Regions from separate parts of the Homo sapiens genome. Here region 2 is linked to region 1. The links are chromatin contacts, found by Hi-C or POLR2A ChIA-PET in ENCODE. All regions are on one chromosome and are shown on one strand. The core of a region is the stretch at or near the end of the contact, and the rest is flanking DNA. Distances in the headings are between cores, read along the strand shown.

Region 1 (2,700 bases), core at 132-2,631:
ACAGTCATATCCTTGTAAACAGTGATTGCTTCTCTTGATTGCTGGCCTCATCTGTATCTGGCTAGAAATTTTGCAGTGATGTCGCAACTCTCTCCCATGCAAGGTTATCAACCTGGTTGACCAGACTTCAGAAAACGCACCTACCACCGTGTCTCGGGATGTGGAGGAGAAGCCCGCCCATGCCCCTGCCCGGCCCGAGGCCCCCGTGGACTCCATGCTTAAGGACATGGCTACCATCATCCTGAGCACCTTCCTGCTGATTGGCTGGGTGGCCTTCATCATCACCTATCCCCTGGTAAAGCTCAACAATTCCCCTTTGCCATCCACCTATTTCTGGGGCTTCTCTGCCTGTCGCCTCATGTCAGTGAGATCCAGACAAAAACAACCAGCACATTTCTTTCCCCATTTAAAAGTCAGTGTTTGTTGGCCGGGCGGGCACAGTGGCTCACGCCTGTAATCCCAGCACTTTGGGAGGCCGAGGCGGGTGGATCACAAGGTCAGGAGATCAAGACCATCCTGGCTAACACAGTGAAACCCTGTCTCTACTAAAAATACAAAAAATTAGCCGGGCATGGTGGCAGGGGCCTGTAGTCCCAGCCACTCTGGAGGCTGAGGCAGGAGAATGGCGTGAACCCGTGAGGCGGAGCTTATAGTGAGCTGAGATCACACCACTGCACTCCAGCCTGGGCGACAGAGCAAGGCGACAGAGCAAGACTCCATCTCAAAAAAAAAGAAAAAAAAAGTCAGTGTTTGTTTATCTTCAAAAACATAATTAAAGAGACACTAGCCTCCCAGAAAAGGACAATTTTGTTCCTAAATCTTAGTGTTTTTCAGCTAAGAGCTGATTTATAAGCCTTGCTCAAAGATGATTTTGAATAGTTATCTGTATTTTTAAAGAATAAGGATAATAGATGAAGACCTTTCCTCCCTTAAAAACTGCCATTAGAACTTCTGCTGGGGAGAAGAACCAAAAAAAGAAAAAAGAAGCTGCCTGTGAGATCAGCTTGTGTGAAAAAGGCAGTGTGGCCATCCCTTTACTTCCTAGTTGGAAATGAGCAAGTTCTGTAGCAGAACAGGCCATGGGTGGGATGAAATATGTGAGGGGCATGGTCCTTCAGCAGGTTGCTCAGAGCATCGAGATGCTGTTACCTGAGAGCTCAGGAAGCTAATGACCCGCCCAGGAATGGGAATGACAGACTCTTTATGGCACTCCCCACTGGCACGTCTGCACCTGATAGTTTCACTTTTCACCTCACTCAGTCCTATGAGGTCATTATTATTGATCCCTTGTCCACAAAAGAAGGAAGTAGACCCTGAGAAGCTAAGTAACTTTCCCCACGGGTACCCAGCTAGTAGACGGCATTTCTAGGACTCCACCCCATGGTGGAGAGAAGAAGAGACGACTCCCTGGTGGGTTGGTGGCTCACAGAAGTCCCTTCAGTCCACCTCCTGCACATGGGTAGGGATGATCACAGATCGCTGCTACTTCAGATAATGACAGAATGAATCCTTCAGAGTATTTGAGAGGCATGTGGCCTCGGGGAAGGCAGTGGGATGAAAGGCGGAAGCAGGACCTCAGCCAGGCTCACCATGTGTCAGCCCCACTGCCACCTCCTGGCTATGTGTATGCAGATGTACTCTGCATACCTAGAATACTAGAGCTTCCTCACCTGCCCCTCTGGATTACTGAGTGTCTGTGCGCTAGCCTCTAGCCAACACACAGACACGGTGGGTGGCGAACCTGGGGCTTGCTCTCACCCACCACTGGCTCAGCCATGCTACCTGTGCTTCCTGTTTGGTTTCACCTTTGCAACAACTCTCAGACTTTCATGAAAATCACAGAATTTTAGAACTGAATGAAACTGGCACAGCCCTCAACCTAGGGCACAGTCCCTCCCCTGGTGGCCATCCAGCCCCTCCTAGGGTTGGGGAGTGGGCTGTATGAGCAAGGATCTAACTAGTCGGTGGAAAGACGTCCAGTCATCGAAGCAATTCTGCTTCCAGGTGCCTTCTCACTGGTCTCTTTGTGCCCTGTTGGGTCACATAAAGTACACATGCTCCCTCCGCCACTGGGACCTGTCCCTTCCCAGCTGCTTGTTTCCCTGTGGGAACAGCTGCCCTTGTCTGGATGTGGGTTTCTCTTCCCAGAGCATGCATCAGCAGCAGCAGCTCCAGCACCAGCAGTTCCAGAAGGAACTGGAGAAGATCCAGCTCCTGCAGCAGCAGCAGCAGCAGCTGCCCTTCCACCCACCTGGAGACACGGCTCAGGACGGCGAGCTCCTGGACACGTCTGGCCCGTACTCAGAGAGCTCGGGCACCAGCAGCCCCAGCACGTCCCCCAGGGCCTCCAACCACTCGCTCTGCTCCGGCAGCTCTGCCTCCAAGGCTGGCAGCAGCCCCTCCCTGGAACAAGACGATGGAGGTAAAGCCAGTTGCCATCTTGGTGCTATTTTATGTTTTATTCGAGCACCTCCTGAGAAGTCCAAGGAGTCTCCATAAGATTGTAAACTACCATTCTCAGGGGTTCACTGTGTTCTCCTCTAACTTCCACTCTGGGGGTCTCTGTGGGAAGGCTTCTGCCCCATCCCTTGGCATCTCCCCTTCAGAGGGCCTTCTGGGAACCACCCTGGCCATCCTCCTGTCTTTCTCCACAAGGGCTGGGCGTCGCGGCTGACCAGAGGTGAGCTGCCCATTGGGCTG
Region 2 (2,700 bases), core at 64-2,563, 350 kb before region 1:
GCCAAGATTGTGCCACTGCACTCCAACCTGGGTGACAGATCCAGACCCTATCTCAAAAAAAAAAAAAAAAAGAAAAAAGAAAAGAAAGAAATCCCACTTCAAATCTCTACTAGAGGTTGCTTGAAGGTTGCTGGAAGGGAGATGTGAGAGCAGACTTACACCACTCTGCACAGAGAAAAACCCATGAAAAACTTGTGTCTCCCTCAGAGTCATGGTAGTGGCCCCAGCGTCCCTGACACCCCTCCCAAAGTCAACCAGTCAGTCTCTCCCTGTTTCCCTCACCCCCAGATCAGCTCCTTTCTGCCTCATCCTGGGCCTTCATCCTTCTGTTGTCCCCAGACGACCCCACCGCCCCTGGGGATAGACTAGGCTGCATTTTGCTTTTCTTTCTGTTTTTGGGGTCCCTGTCATTCTAAAGTTTGTCCAGCCAATCTGCTTAGGTTTCCACAGTGGGAACACAGACACCTTTTTTTTTTTGAGACGGAGTCTCCCTCCGTCACCCAGGCTGGAGTGCAGTGGTGCAATCTTGGCTCACTGCAACCTCCGCCTCCTGGGTTCAAGTGATTCAGCCTCTTGAATAGCTGCGACTACAGGCTTGTGCCACCACGCACGGCTAATTTTTGTATTTTTAGTAGACATGGGGTTTCACCATGTTGGTCAGGCTGGTCTCGAACTCCTGATCTCAAGTGATCCGGCCACCTCAGCCTCCCAAAGTGTTGGGATTACAGGTGTGAGCCACCGTGCCCGGCCAGATGCTGTTTTTTTATGTTGTCTGGGCAGTCATTTGTGCGCTCCATGAACAGTTGCATGGTCCTTTTTAGCATCAGACTAGAGCTATGATTCCCAGCCCACAGTGACAGAGGCCACCTAGCCACCTTTGCAATGGCAACCACATTGACGATGACAGTCTTCCTTCCTTTTCCTTTGTCTTCAGCTGTGGCAATCAGCGGGACACTGCTCTGACCCCTGGCATTGGTTTTGACAAATACTTGGCTCCTTGTTAGCTTTATTAATAAGATGAAGAGATATTTGACAGCTACATTCTCCCCCTAAAAGAAGAAGGAGTGGCCCACATGGCTTCTGGAGTTCTTGGGAACTGACACAAAACTTGCCTCTTGGTGGAGGCTGGGTTTGCCTCAGGTGGGCCCAGAGGAGACTCCGCAGCTTTAGGAATCACCTCCCTCTCTCTCAGCTGGCTTTTTCTTTTTTCTTTTTTTGACAGAGTCTCGCTCTGTGGCCCAGGCTGGAGTGTGGTGGTGCAATCTCGGCTCGCTGCAACTTCCGCCTCCCAGGTTTACTCGATTCTCTTGCCTCAGCCCTCTGAGTAGCTGAAACTACAGGCGCATGCCACCACGCCTGGCTAATTTTTGTATTTTTAGTATAGACGGGGTTTCACCATGTTGGCCAAGTTGGTCTCAAACTCCTGACCTCAAGTGATCCACCTGCTTCAGCCTCCCAAAGTGCTGGGATTACAGGCATGAGCCACTGCGCCTGACCTTTTTGTATTTTTTTAATAGAGACAGGGTTTCGCCATGTTGCCCAGGCTAGTCTCAAACCCCTGGCCTCAGGTGATCCGCCTGCTGTGGCCTCCCAAAGTGCTGGGATTACAGACATGAGCCACCATGCCCAGTCTCATCTGGCCTTTTAAAACATTTGCAAAACTTTCCTTACCTGCTGTGTTGCACAGTTCTGGCTGAAATATACCTCCCTATAATTTCCACCGAAAGTGGAAAAAAGTCTAGTTCTTCTTTCATATAAAACAATGCAATTATTTAGGCTGTGCAGGATCGGGGTGTCAGGTACTTTTCAGGTCTGAGGTGAGGCCGTGGGCAGGGCAGCTTCTACCCACCTCATCTCAACTCTCCCTTTTCTTGCTCAGTGTCACATGTAGGACCAGTTACATAATTTGTGGGTCTAGTGCAAATGAAAATTCAAAATTATCAGGAATTTCAAGGTGGCGACAGCAAGGCATCAAACCAAGCATGGCAGCTTCTGAGCACAGGGCCCCTGTGACGGCACGGGTCACACATCTATGAAGCTGGCTCTGGTCTCATGACTCATGTGTGTCAGGTCAGGGACTGGGTCTGAGCCTTCTGCCCAGAAAGGTGCTGTAAAAGGTCAGTCACAGAAGCCTTGTAGCAAGCCAGGCAGACACAGGCAGGCAGATGTGGTGCTGGGAACTTGGTTGATGTTTCACCTCCTGGCCCTCAGCTCCCCATCTGTAATATGGGTCATGATACCCCTGTGGTAGGCTGCTGATGACCCCCAAGGATATCAGGCCCTGACCCCTGGAACCTGTGAATGTTGCCCTATATGGTGTCTTAGTTTGTTTGGACTGGGTGCCTTAGAAACAACAAAAATGGGCCGGGCGCGGTGGCTCACGCCTGTAATCCCAGCACTTTGGGAGGCTGAGGCAGGTGGATCACCTGAGGTTGGGAGTTCAAGATCAGCTTGACCAACACAGAGAAACCCCATCTCTACTAAAAACACAAAATTAGCCAGGCATGGTGGCTCATGCCTGTAATCCCAGTTACTCAGCTGGCTGAGGCAGGAGAATCGCTTGAACCCGGGAGGCGGAGGTTTCAATGAGCTGAAATTGTGCCATTGCACTCCAGCCTGGGCAACAAGAATGAGACTCCATCTCAAAAAAAAAAAAAAAAAAGAAACAACAAAAATGTATTTCTCACAGTTCTGGAGTTT

What was found. A loop is a pair of places that touch in the nucleus more often than their neighbours do. ChIA-PET counts read pairs that join two places held with the same protein, here RNA polymerase II (POLR2A). Pooled maps may share reads with other maps.
Region 2: a loop to region 1 is called in a pooled map, with 3 times the contacts of the local background. The contact joins two enhancer-like sites. A Hi-C loop is called at or near these places in 2 of 50 pooled maps. POLR2A ChIA-PET finds 5 or more read pairs at or near these places in 2 of 52 experiments (T-cell and activated T-cell).

The regions. Positions count from the first base shown.
Region 1 is chr17:64,055,397-64,058,096 of GRCh38, reverse strand. ERN1 (endoplasmic reticulum to nucleus signaling 1) reads left to right here. Exons shown (of 22, transcript NM_001433.5): 12 at 104-295; 13 at 2,149-2,422. Among named protein-coding and RNA genes, the nearest start is that of ICAM2, 36 kb to the right of the region's middle. RefSeq lists a silencer at 1,085-1,134 and enhancers at 1,445-1,564, 1,353-2,096, 2,097-2,700. Within about 2 kb of position 1,381, at least 8 of the 41 ENCODE cell types and tissues checked have a DNase peak (open chromatin) inside an H3K27ac peak, as active enhancers do.
Region 2 is chr17:64,403,409-64,406,108 of GRCh38, reverse strand. No RefSeq gene overlaps it. Among named protein-coding and RNA genes, the nearest start is that of PECAM1, 14 kb to the right of the region's middle. RefSeq lists enhancers at 1,142-1,221, 1,332-1,441. Within about 2 kb of position 1,313, at least 6 of the 41 ENCODE cell types and tissues checked have a DNase peak (open chromatin) inside an H3K27ac peak, as active enhancers do.